Regions from separate parts of the Homo sapiens genome. Here regions 2 and 3 are each linked to region 1. A link is a contact called in ENCODE Hi-C data. All regions are on one chromosome and are shown on one strand. The core of a region is the stretch at or near the end of the contact, and the rest is flanking DNA. Distances in the headings are between cores, read along the strand shown.

Evidence for each region. A loop is a pair of places that touch in the nucleus more often than their neighbours do. Pooled maps may share reads with other maps.
Region 2: a loop to region 1 is called in a pooled map, with 10 times the contacts of the local background. The contact joins the promoter of ABCA1 here to the promoter of MRPL50 in region 1. A Hi-C loop is called at or near these places in 6 of 50 pooled maps.
Region 3: a map of CD8-positive, alpha-beta T cell shows a loop between it and region 1 (13-fold over the local background). The contact joins the promoter of TBC1D2 here to the promoter of MRPL50 in region 1. A Hi-C loop is called at or near these places in 2 of 168 maps with a recorded cell type or tissue (CD8-positive, alpha-beta T cell and naive thymus-derived CD4-positive, alpha-beta T cell), 1 of 37 single-sample maps with no recorded cell type and 14 of 50 pooled maps.

Annotation. Positions count from the first base shown.
Region 1 is chr9:101,396,582-101,400,411 of GRCh38, forward strand. MRPL50 (mitochondrial ribosomal protein L50) reads right to left here and starts at 2,037. Exons shown (of 2, transcript NM_019051.3): 1 at 1,920-2,037. The coding sequence starts at 2,011. It overlaps ZNF189 (zinc finger protein 189), which reads left to right and starts at 2,270. Exons shown (of 3, transcript NM_003452.4): 1 at 2,270-2,608; 2 at 3,303-3,429. The coding sequence starts at 2,576. RefSeq lists enhancers at 1,150-1,679, 1,680-2,208, 1,741-2,270.
Region 2 is chr9:104,926,557-104,930,386 of GRCh38, forward strand. ABCA1 (ATP binding cassette subfamily A member 1) reads right to left here and starts at 1,599. Exons shown (of 50, transcript NM_005502.4): 1 at 1,379-1,599. It overlaps LOC105376196 (a long non-coding RNA gene), which reads left to right and starts at 233. Exons shown (of 3, transcript NR_188620.1): 1 at 233-1,354; 2 at 2,952-3,168. RefSeq lists silencers at 1-232, 1,569-1,758 and enhancers at 909-968, 1,289-1,368.
Region 3 is chr9:98,253,956-98,257,785 of GRCh38, forward strand. It overlaps TBC1D2 (TBC1 domain family member 2), which reads right to left and starts at 1,694. Exons shown (of 13, transcript NM_001267571.2): 1 at 1,218-1,694. The coding sequence starts at 1,586. RefSeq lists a silencer at 1,709-1,758 and an enhancer at 1,929-2,418.

The DNA of each region.
Region 1 (3,830 bases), core at 787-3,286:
ATATTATGCTAAGAGAAATAAGCCAGACAGAGTAATACCACATGATCTCACTTATATGTAGTATCTAAAAAGTCAAATTAGGCCGGGTTTAGTGGCTCACGCCTGTAATCCCAGCACTTTGGGAGGCTGAGGTAGGTGGATCATGAGGTCAAGAGATCGAGACCATTCTGGCCAACATGGAGAAACCCTGTCTCTACTAAAAATAAAAAAATTAGCCGGGCGTGGTGGCGGGCACCTGTAGTCCCAGCTACTCGGGAGGCTGAGGCAGGAGAATCGCTTGAACCTGGGAGGCGGAGGTTGCAGTGAGCCAAGATAGCGCCACTGCACTCCAGCCTGGAGACAGAGTGAGACTCCATCTCCAACACAAACAAAAAAAAAGTCAAATTCATAGAAACAGAGAGTAGGATGGTGGCTACCAGGGGTGGCGGAAATGAAGAGACGTTGGACAAAGGTAAAATTTAAATTATGTAGAATGAATAAGTTCCAGAGATCTAATGTACACCATGGTGACGATCATTAATAATACTGTACTGTATACTTGAAATCTTCTGAGAGTAAATCTTAAGTGTTTTCACCACACACACAAAAATTCTAACTGGCCAGGTGTGGTGGCTCACCCCTGGAATCCCAGCAATTTGGGAGGCCAAGGTGGGAAAATTACTTGAGTCCAGGAGTTCAAGACCAGCCTGTGCAACATAGTGAGAACTCCTTTCTCTAAAACAAAACAAAACAGAAAGTATGTGAAGAGATGAATATGATAATTATCTTGACTAATAATCAACATCAAGTTGTATATCTTAAATATATAAAATTTTTAAAATAGTAAAGAAAATATAATCATCATTCTCAGTAATCTATTTCCTCTAGTTTTCTTCATAATTTACCACTTTCTGAAATTACATTACACATTTGTTCATTTCTTCCTCCATTAGAACATATGCCCTACGAGAACAAAAATTTGGTCTGTTTTAGTAACCACTGTATTCTTACAACACCTAAGATATAGCCTGGCATATAGTAAACAGCCTAAAAAATATTTGTTGAGTGAATGAATAAAACAAACTTGGAAGAGATTTGAGAGATAATAACAAATATTGACCAAAGAAGAGGGAAAGCTAATATCTGAACTGATGAAAAAGATCTTTCCTAATTGTAGTGGTTTTTGTTTTAAACCTAAGAGAGCATACATTGCTCCCTAGGGTTCCTACCATACGTTTTGATTTCCTAAACACTATCTAAGTCAAATTAGATTTACCTTCAAACAATTACACATGGTGCAGCCGTGCAGCAGAAAAAGCAGTAGATGGGGAGTTAGGAGACATATGTTCTAGATCCAGCTTTGCAATTAACTTGCTTTGTGACTTTGGGAAAATCACTTCCCTCCTGTGGGCCTGTTTCCTCATATGTTGGAGTACCTCGAGGATGAGAATGGATTTTGTTTTTCCTGCTGTATCCTAGGCGCTTAGAGTAATGCTGGCCCTAAGAAATCTGTTGAATGACTGAATGAATGAACAAACAAAAGGAGGAGGCAGTACTTCATTACTGAACCTTGCTTGTGAAGAAACACAGCCGGCAAATGAGTTTAGTTTACCAAGCGCTTTCATGTGTTTGCAGACAACACACTCGGTGTCTCGCACACGAGGTTAATCCTGCTTGCTTAATAAATAAATGAATGAGTGAAGTGAAAAGGAAAGGGGGTGGTATTTCCGTTATAAAATGAGAAAACTAAGGCCGAGAGTGGAAGAGACTGGGTCCCACCACTCAATGAGTGCTTCTCAACTCGGGACCCTAACCGGACCTCCTTGTCCTTGCTCTGATCAGGCGCGGGACCACGATGGCGTAACACTCTATTTTGAATTCGTCCCTAATCCTCCTTAACTTTCCTTGAACATGACCCACCGTCCACCATAAAGCTTTACCTGAATCGAGACCAAAATTCTCTACATGGTGTCCCTGAGACTGTCCACATGAAGACTCTTCTGGTAATGCCCGACACAGATCGCGCCGCCATCTTCGATGAGATCCACGGGCCTGAGCGCAGCCTTCAGCCAGCAGTGACGCGCCCAGACCAGCCAATCGGATACAATCCCAGTGGCAAGAGCTTTCTTTTTCCTGTAGGCTCCCTCGCCCTTTGCACGCTGGGAAATGTAGTCCAGTAGCTGTTGCTGGCGGCGTCTGGACCGCGGCGCTCTTTCCGAGCATGACGGGAGTTGTAGTTGAGGGGGCCTCGGGAAGAATCTGGGTGACGCCTTCTGGTCCGGGGGCGGGCGGTCATAGCGTTACTTGGCTGCAAGGAGGAGGAACTGGCAGCGGGGAGGAGGCTCTAGCGAGGCCTGAAAGGCTGCGTAACCAGGCAGGAGTAGGGGTTGGGGTTCGGGGTTGGGGGACAGCCAGGGATCGCGTCTGATATGCTGTTGGGGTCGTGACCGTCTGGGGGCCGAGGCAGGCACTGGCCAGACCCAGCCAGGGATCCTCGTATTCGTCGAGCCTAATTTCCAGCAGCCGGGTAGGCCTCACCAGAGGCTCCTTTCCGTGAGGCCGCCCCCAATTCCTGCCCCTATTCTCTGCCTGGGAGATGGCTTCCCCGAGCCCCCCGCCGGAGTCGAAGGTAAGTAAGCACCCCCCCGGGGATCCCGGTTGTCTCGCCGCTACCCCAGCTAGGCCGCACCACTGCTTTCTCCCCCAGGCCCCCCACCAACCTCCTGACCGCCTCTTTAGGGCCAGCGCCTTGCAAGGAACTCCCCACTAGTGCATTGGGGTGCGGTTCGCGAACAAACTGCCCACTGGCTCCCTTTTTTTTTTTCTTTTTCTAGAGAGACTTGATAAATCGGCCTGAGAAAATAAGTAATGCTCCAGACTAGCTCTCTCATTTGTGAGTTCTCCAGGTGAAGCACCATTTTTGACCTTCCCTTGTGTCTTCTGTTCCTGGCACAGTGCCTGGACCCCAAGGTACACGCTTAGAGAACCTCAAGGAATTGAATTGAATAGAGTCACAAGCCAGTGCAAATGGAAAATTGAAGTAGGCAATGAGGTGAGGGAAGCTTGGAGAGGCCTTGGGGCAGTTTACTAAAATTAAACTCTCAGGGCATAATAAATCAGAAAAGCCTTATCCGTAGGTCCTTTCTAGTCTGAGATGTCTGTCAGTTACAGTTCGTTCCCAGAATTGGGCAACATATGGAACTTTCAGTTATCATGTTCCTCCTAGCCTACTTGGCCACAATAAGTGATTGCCTCTGTCACTTTTAGTGGTAGAATTGTCCTTGAGACAACAGGAACTGACTACAGAAATCATACTATTTCAGGGGTTGCTGACATTTGAGGATGTGGCTGTGTTTTTTACCCAGGAGGAGTGGGATTATCTGGACCCAGCTCAGAGAAGCCTGTATAAAGATGTCATGATGGAGAATTATGGAAACCTGGTCTCACTGGGTAAGAATCTGCTGTTTCTCTAATTAAAATATCTAAGAAGGTAGAGAGAAATCAGACTAACAGAACATTTGGACGGAAACCAGTACCAAAACTGCTTTGTTCCAAAGTTCTGATTCAAACCTTTTAGCCATTAATTGTTTCCATAACTCTCATCCCTAGCTTCCTTGAGGTGACCAAACTGCAAGCCTTTCGGGCATCCTGTCTTCATAATCTCATTCCCATATTGTTCTGTACTTTCCGTCCTGGCTCATCCTCCCACAGCTTTCCTCCCACCCCTTTTCACTCTGCGTTCTGGAACCCCTGTTCGTCTTCACATAATGTTCCTTCCCTCCTGGCCTTAACTGAAACCTGGCACTATCCCAAGGACAACGTTTCTCTGGCAGTTTTTCAAGTGGGGGCTG
Region 2 (3,830 bases), core at 349-2,848, 3.5 Mb after region 1:
GGAACCGCGAGCAAAGACACCTAGTAGAGCCGGCCGATTCCTAGGTCCTCCGGCCAGGAGGCGCTGCGGGCCAGTCTCCGGGGGCCACCGCAGCCCGCGCGCCCAGCACCCCCACCCTCACGGCAGAGCCCAGCCCAGCCCCGCGGCGGAGCTCCGAGTTCTGCGCCGCCCGCCGGGGTTACTCCCGGTCATTCCACGGCACCACCTCGGCCCAGCTTCCCCATCTGCGCCCAGGCAGAAGCTGCCCCGAGAGACCAGCAGCAACGGTCTGGAAGATGGGGCTGCAGGGAACGTGGGAGAGGGAGGATTGGGCACCCCACCTCCGGGTCTCCGCAGGCTCTCCTAAGTCTTGTTTTTAAAAGAAACAAAACTCGGCCGCGCGCGGTGGCTCACGCCTATAATCCCAGCACTTGGGGAGGCCGAGGCCGGTGGATCACCTGAGGTCGAGGGTTCGAGACCAGCCTGGCCAACAAGTTGAAACCCCGTCTCTACTAAAAATACAAAAATTAGCTGGATGTGGTGACGCGCCTGTAATCCCAGCTACTCAGGAGGCTGAGGCAGGAGAATCGCTTGAACCCGGGAGGCGGAGGTTGCAGTGAGCGGAGATCGTTCCATTGCACTCCAGCCTGGGCGACAGACCGAGACTTAAAGGAAAGAAAAAAAAGAAAAAGAAAAGGAAACAAAACTCGTCCGCGCTCTGCGCCAGGGACACCAGCTCAGCTGAGCGCACGGAGACTGTAGGCAGGACCTCCCTACCCCTCAGGTCAAACAAAGACCCAAGGCCTCTAGTGAGCAATAGCACCACGGACCGTTTGGGACACCTCCAACTCGAGTTCCCGGATTCACAGTCCGGGACTGTGCCGCTCCAGTCCCGGGGAGCATATAGCCAATTCCCAGGTCAGAACAGACCAGCTTCTTAAGAACCGAGTGAAGACTCAGTGCTGGCATTTGTCTCCGTAGGTACTGGCCGACCTGCAACCAGAAGGGTTTCTAGCCAGCTCAGGGCCCTCCGAACAAAGCAGCGCTCGGTGCCGGACCTGCAGCTCTCCCCACCCGGCAGCAGCGCCCTCAGCACGCCCGGGAACCCCCGACCCCTCTGAGCCCGGGGTACTGCGCCCGGGTCTCCACGCCCAGAGATGCTCCCCGGTCTCCACCGTCGGGCAAGCCCCAAGCGCAGCAGCGCAGAGTCCTGGGGTCACCAGAGCTCGTACTAGGACATCGTCTCCCCATTTAACACCGCCTCCGGTCCCATCTGAGTTGCAAGTGGTGGGGATGTGGGGCTCCGGATCAAAGTCCCCGAAACCGAGCACTTCCCGAAGCCTCCTTGGCCTCGAAACAAAACAATAACGCCCAAGTAAGTCACTGGAGAGCCTCTTACCTGTTTTCCACTTTTGTGTTTGCGTCTCTTTCTCCTACCCCTTGACAAGCCTTCCGGAGAAGGGGAGAAAACAGAACCGGGGAAAAAACAAGGAGCAAAGCGCCCTGAGAACCGGCTCTGTTGGTGCGCGGAGCTCCCCGCCCTGCCCTGCCGCAGCCCGGGAGAGAAGGGTCGGCTCGGCTCTGCGGGTCCCGGCCCCACTCACTCTCGCTCGCAATTACGGGGTTTTTGCCGGGACTAGTTCCTTTTATAGATTCGGCTGCACCGAGCGCAGAGGTTACTATCGGTCAAAGCCTGTGCTCTCCCTCCTCCCCGCCCCGTTCCCGGCCTCTGTTTATGTAGTTCAGTCACTCAGCAGAAAGCACGTGGAGCCGGGGCCCGCCCCTTAAACGGGCGACGTTCAGCCGCCCACGACACATCTAGGGAGTTGGGGGGAGGTGGGTGGGGTGGGGGTGGAGGGTACAGCAGGTGTCTTAGGGTCCGCGGTCTGCGTCCCCTTCCCCCGCCCGGGCCCGCCGGCCTAAGACGCGCGGGAAGCGCTGGGCTCGGGGCTGCGCCGCAGACTCTCTAGTCCACGTTCCCGGCAGCCAAGGGCACCAGTGGAATTTGCTTCCTCTAAATCCTGCTTTCCGCAATTTTTTTTTCCTTTGTTAGTTTCCTCAGCCGGAGGGAGGGATTGGGGGAGAGAGAGCTCTAGGCTGAATCTCCCTCAGGACGCCAATCATTTTGTCTTGTCTTTTGTTTCCTTTCAAAGGCCTAGGCTGGGGTGAGGGGAAGGCGGACAGTCCTCTGGGTAATGGGCTGCTTTTGTTTTCCCCCCACAAACCTGGACTTTGATTTTTGATAGGCGACCTACTGCCTTGGAGATTCCCAGCCTGAGCTCCCCAGGTCCCTCAGAGGACCCGAGAGGAACATCTTACTGCTTCTCTTCATAAATTGAGAGGAAGGAGGCCACAAAAACAAAAAAAGAAACAAACAAACAAAAACACAGAACAATATGGACCAGCCCCCTTTTAATTTCATTATATTGATCAGCCTCCCTGTGATAAAAACACAGGACTTGTATTTAGTTTGTATACATTTGTGAAGTGCAGCCAGAGAATTGCAGTCGTGTAAAATTATGTAGCCACTCCAGACCTCCAACTTATCTGTTTGCCTTTGGCTGTAGGGGAGCAAAACTACCCAAAACACTGGAGGGGCAAAAAAAAAGGCAAGAGTAGGAATGCAGGCCTACACACCATATGTCTAAATATTTAAGTCATCCATCAAGCCAACAAACTAAATGTCACCTTATTCTGGCCAAAACTCAGGTCAAACTGTGAAGAGTCTAAATATGAATCTGCCCTGAAGGGCAGATTCATAGAAGACTCAGGACAGACCCGTAGAAGAGGCCCAAGCAGGCCCTGGAAGTGCACGTGGAGGCCACAAGGTCTCCTACCTTGACAAAGATACCTTTGTAGCCACCTTGAAGGGCAGATTCACATTTAGACTCTTCACAGTTTGACCTGAGTTTTGGCCAGAATGAGGTGGCATGAGAGAGCTGCCCCAAGCCTACTTCTCTTCCCACCTCCAGCTCCATCATATTCCAGAACTCCCACCACCTGCATACAGACATTCAGCTGCACAAGCCCCCTCCATGCTACAGTCAACAGGATCTCCAGGCCACGGCTCAAGCCCAGGTACTCACATCAGTGGTTCTATCAACACTCAGGACAGACCCATAGAAGAGGCCCAAGCAGGCCCTGGAAGTGCATGTGGAGGCCACCAGGCAAGGAATTCTGGAGTCCCAGGTACTCATAACTCTGGGTGGCATGGCCCCTTTGCACCATGGACTGTTTGCCCTTAGAAAGGGATGGATCTGAGCTGGGCGCAGTGGCTCATGCCTGTAATCCCAGCACTTTGGGAGGCCAAGGTGGGCAGCTCACCTCAGGTCAGGAGTTCGAAACCAACCTGGCCAACATGATGAAACCCAGTCTTTACTAAAAATACAAAAATTAGCCAGATGTGGTGGCGAGCGCCTGTTATCTCAGGAGGCTGAGGCAGGAGAATCGCTTGAACCCGGGAGGCAGAGGTTACAGTGAGTCGAGATCATGCCACTGCACTCCAGCCTGAGTGACAGAGCAAGACTCCGTGTCAAGAAAAATAAAAAGAAAGGGATGGATCTCAGAAAGGCCAGAGATGAGCTTTCTAAAGCCCAAGGCCCAGGAGAGCGGACCCCCTTGCCTCAGTCAAAGAATAACCTTGGTCAATAAATTGGGTTTTGGGGTCAAACTTGACAACCACATGATGAGCAATTTACGTAAAGTCTTTCTGCCTCTGTTTCATCTTGTTTTTTTCTTTTTTCATCTTTTTTTCCTTCCTTCCTTCCTTCCTTCCTCCCCCCCTCCCTCCTCCCCTCCCCTCCCCTCATCTCCTCTCCTCTCCTCTTTCTTTCTTTCTCTTTCATTTCTTT
Region 3 (3,830 bases), core at 444-2,943, 3.1 Mb before region 1:
AGACCCTGCATACAGCAGTCAACCTGTGGAAGAGACACATAGACCCGGGAACCACATGACCTCGAAAATGCCTTCCCTGGCCAGGGATTCCTGAGTTTCATTATTTTAACCAAGTCCCCCAGCCTGGTCACCCGCCAAGTCCAGTCAGTAAAGGAGAACTGAACACGTGGGCATCCACAGATACCCACTTAGCTGGAGTTGGGGTTGGAGGGGTGGACAGATGGGGATGGGGTGGGGAAGGCTATCTCCTGGCACATTCTTCTCTGATGCCCATAGAACACTTAGCCCAGATCTGTCTTTCCAATTAAGTTATGGGACACCTCCTCTTGACATTAGCACTCTGACCTTGGTTCCATCACCTTGTGTGTGCATGTGTGCTTATGCAACAAAAAATTATTAAGTACTCCACTAGGTACCAGGCTGTATTCTAGGTGATGCAATTAATTCAACAATTTGTACATGCCTGTGATGTGTCAAATGCTTACAAACCACCTAGGTTCTGAGAGGTTAAGTAACTTGTCCAGGGTCACACAGCTAGTAAGTAGCAAATGTACAATTTGAATCCAAGCCCGTCTGATTTCAAAGAATGTGGCCTTTCTACTGCTTTAGGCTTTCTCAGTTACACATGATGATAAAACCTACCCCTTGCTGCTGATAGGAAAACAGGTTTAAGCATGCCTAGATGAACAATCTAGGCTGATCAGTGAAACCTAAGTGTTTATTTTCCTAATCCCTGCCAGTCTCTTCTCAGCATTCACTGACCTTGGCCAAAATATCAAGAAACGGGAATCAGAATCCTGGCCTTGAGAGAGGATTGCAAAGACCATATTTTGACTTACTTAGGTCCCAGGTAAGAAAGTTAAGGTAACTGCACTGTCAGGCACACCCAAAAGTAAAAGTTTTGATTCAGCACTGAGAGGTAGAAAGACTATGGGATTCCAAGCTACCCTACTCTCTAGACGCATGGACCTCGAGCCAGTCCTTTCATCTCCCTCTGACTCAGTTTCTTGATCCGTAAAATGGGTCTGTCTTCCCTGCCTTGTGGGAACCCAATGAGGAAATGGGTGGGAATGCACTTTGCAAAGCACAAAGTTCTTGGAACTGTCGTCACCGACACTCCAAATTTACTGTGTCCACCTCACACTCGCGCCCAGCCTTGCCCTGCGAAAAGGGGACCTCACGCCGCTGGAAAGGAGAAAGTCGTTGCAGGAATTTACCTTCAGGGTAATAACCCGGCTGGGAGTCTTGATTTCGAAGATCCCCTCCTCAGCGTCCGCCTTACAGTCAAACACTGCACTGGAGAGGTCGATGCTGTCCAAGGGATTGGCATCCTGAGCGGTCCGCGAGTAATACAGCTGACATTTCCTTTCGTCGTAGAAGAACCAGCGGGATTTCCAGCCCCGGATGGGCCCTTTGCCGCCGAACTTACTTAAATACCCACAGAGTTTCTTGGGGACCGCCTCCAGGGACCGGGCGCAGTCCCCCGATTCTTCCTCCGGAGGCGGCACCTGTGGATCCCTGGCAGACTCTTCGGACCCAGGGGCAGAGGAGCTGGACTCCGGGGCGTTCTCCCCAGCGCCCTCCATCGCTGCCAGCCGGAGACTGCGGAGGGACGAGGGGTCCGCGGGACCACCAGGGACAAATCTCGGAGACTCGGCGGGCAGCTTCCCAAAGGGAGACACCTGGGCGGGGGCGGGGCCGACGGCGAACCCGCCCCCAGGAAGCCACAGAGTCGGGACCGGGTGCGGTGCGCGCGCCTCAAAGATCGCAAACCCAGGTTACGGCGGCTGGCCACGCCCCTCCACCGCCAGGCCACGCCCCCGCAGCGCTCAGTCGGCTCCCTGCAAAGCCCAGCTGCTTCCGGCTTTTTCTCCGCGCCAGTCAGCCATCTTTACTGAGGGCAGCCGTGCTCCCTGGCTTCAGGTTAAAGGCGTGGTGGCACTGAGTTAGGTTAACCGCGGGCAGAGAAGCCTGTCCCTAGCTACACTTCCCTGGTAGTTCGCATAGTCACCTAGAAAGATAGTGCTTTCTTGCACCCGATGGGCTGCTTGTTCCCTCCCTGTGCCGCGCGGGGCACCCTCGGACGGCGCATCTCGCGGCCATTGGCTGAAAGGAAGACCGCTGGGAGGCCCATCTTCCGGCGTCGCCCGGGCAGCGCGGCTCCGGAGCTGTCTGCCACTCTTCTCCTGGTGTTCCTTCAGCCCCGTCAGTGACGCCGCGGACGGCCTTCTTATCCCTCGCCTGACAGCAGTGGCCTCCCCAGCTCTCTGTCCTGGCTCCTATTCGCCTCCTGACAGCGCTGGTTGTGTTGCTTGGGGCGCCCAGGCGCGGCCGCTGCGCTGCGGAAACCCATGCCACTCCTGGGTCATAGTTGGGTGCAGTACATTTATTTTTATTTTGTTATTGCTATTATTATTTTTAGAGACGGTCTGGCTCTGTCACCCAGGCTGGAGTGCAGTGGCGCGATCAGAGCTCACTGCAGTCTCCGCCTCCCGGTCTCAAGCCATCCTCCCGCCTCAGTCTCCCGAGTAGCTGAGACCGCAACTGCGCACCACCACACCCGGCTAATTTTTAAATTGTTTTTTGCAGAGAGGGGGGTCTTGAACTCCTGGCCTCAAGCGATTCTCCTGCCTCGGCCTCCTAAAGTGCTGGAATTACAGGCGAGAGCCACCGCGCCAGGCTGTTTTGTAAATAAGTAAAAGAATTTAGGGTTTGACTAACTTGCTCAACTTCTGCCTCATTTTACCTGTTTCCCCTTAAACTTCTCCCCTTCCCTCCTAAGGCGCATTTCTCCATTAGGGTTGCGGAGCCCAATTGCGTCCAGCTTTCTTTAGGAGCTTCTTTCTGCCTTTCTCTTGCCCTTTGTTCAGCCTTTCCTCTTACTTCATCGTCTCCCCCTCAGCCGTCGTTAACGAGACCCTCATGCACACTCAGTGATATTGACAAGAAGCAGGGTGGGGGTAAAGGCGAGGGCTCTAGAGTCTATTTGCATAATTTTCAGATTCCCACTCTGCAATACTGAGTGATTTGCTCAACCTAAAAATGGAGATAACACTTCTTCCTACCCACCCCCGACCCGCCGCCAGACAACTTTACGGTGAAGCTAATGAAATTTATGTTCACTTGCATGGGTCGCTGGGATTTGTAGTCTAACAGGTGGGGAGTTGCAACCAGGGAGCATTTCTCCTAAATGCCAGAGAGCTCTTCATTTGTTATAATTTACAATTTATTTTCTCATTCTAAATAACCATCGTCATACCTAATTTTGTGTTCATAATTTTGTAATTTTTTAAAAATCAGAAGGCCCTTAATGCTGTTTAATTCCAGTCCCCACAAAACCTGGATCTACACCTGTCTACCCTTAGAGTTGTTTTGATAATTAAATAAAATAATATGTGTGAAGCTCTTAGTACAGAATGTGGGACAAAATATTTCTTTTCTTTTCGAGACAGAGTTTCGCTCTTGTTGCGCAGGCTGGAGTGCAATGGCGCGATCTCGGCTCACCGTGACCTCCGCCTCCCGGATTCAAGCGATTCTCCTGCCACCGCACCCAGCCAGTTTCTTTTCTTTTCTTTTTTTTTAATTTTTTTTTTTTTTTTTTTTTTTGATACAGAGTCTCGCTCTGTCGCCCAAGCTGGAGTGCAGTGGCATGCTCTCCAATTCCCATTCTCCTGCCTCAGCCTCCCGAGTAGCTGGGATTACATACACGCGTCACCATACCCAGCTAATTTTTGTATTTTTAGTTGAGACGGGGTTTCACCATGTTGGCTAGGATGGTCTGGATCTCCTGACCTTGTGATCCACCGGCCTTGGCCTCCCAAAGTGCTGGG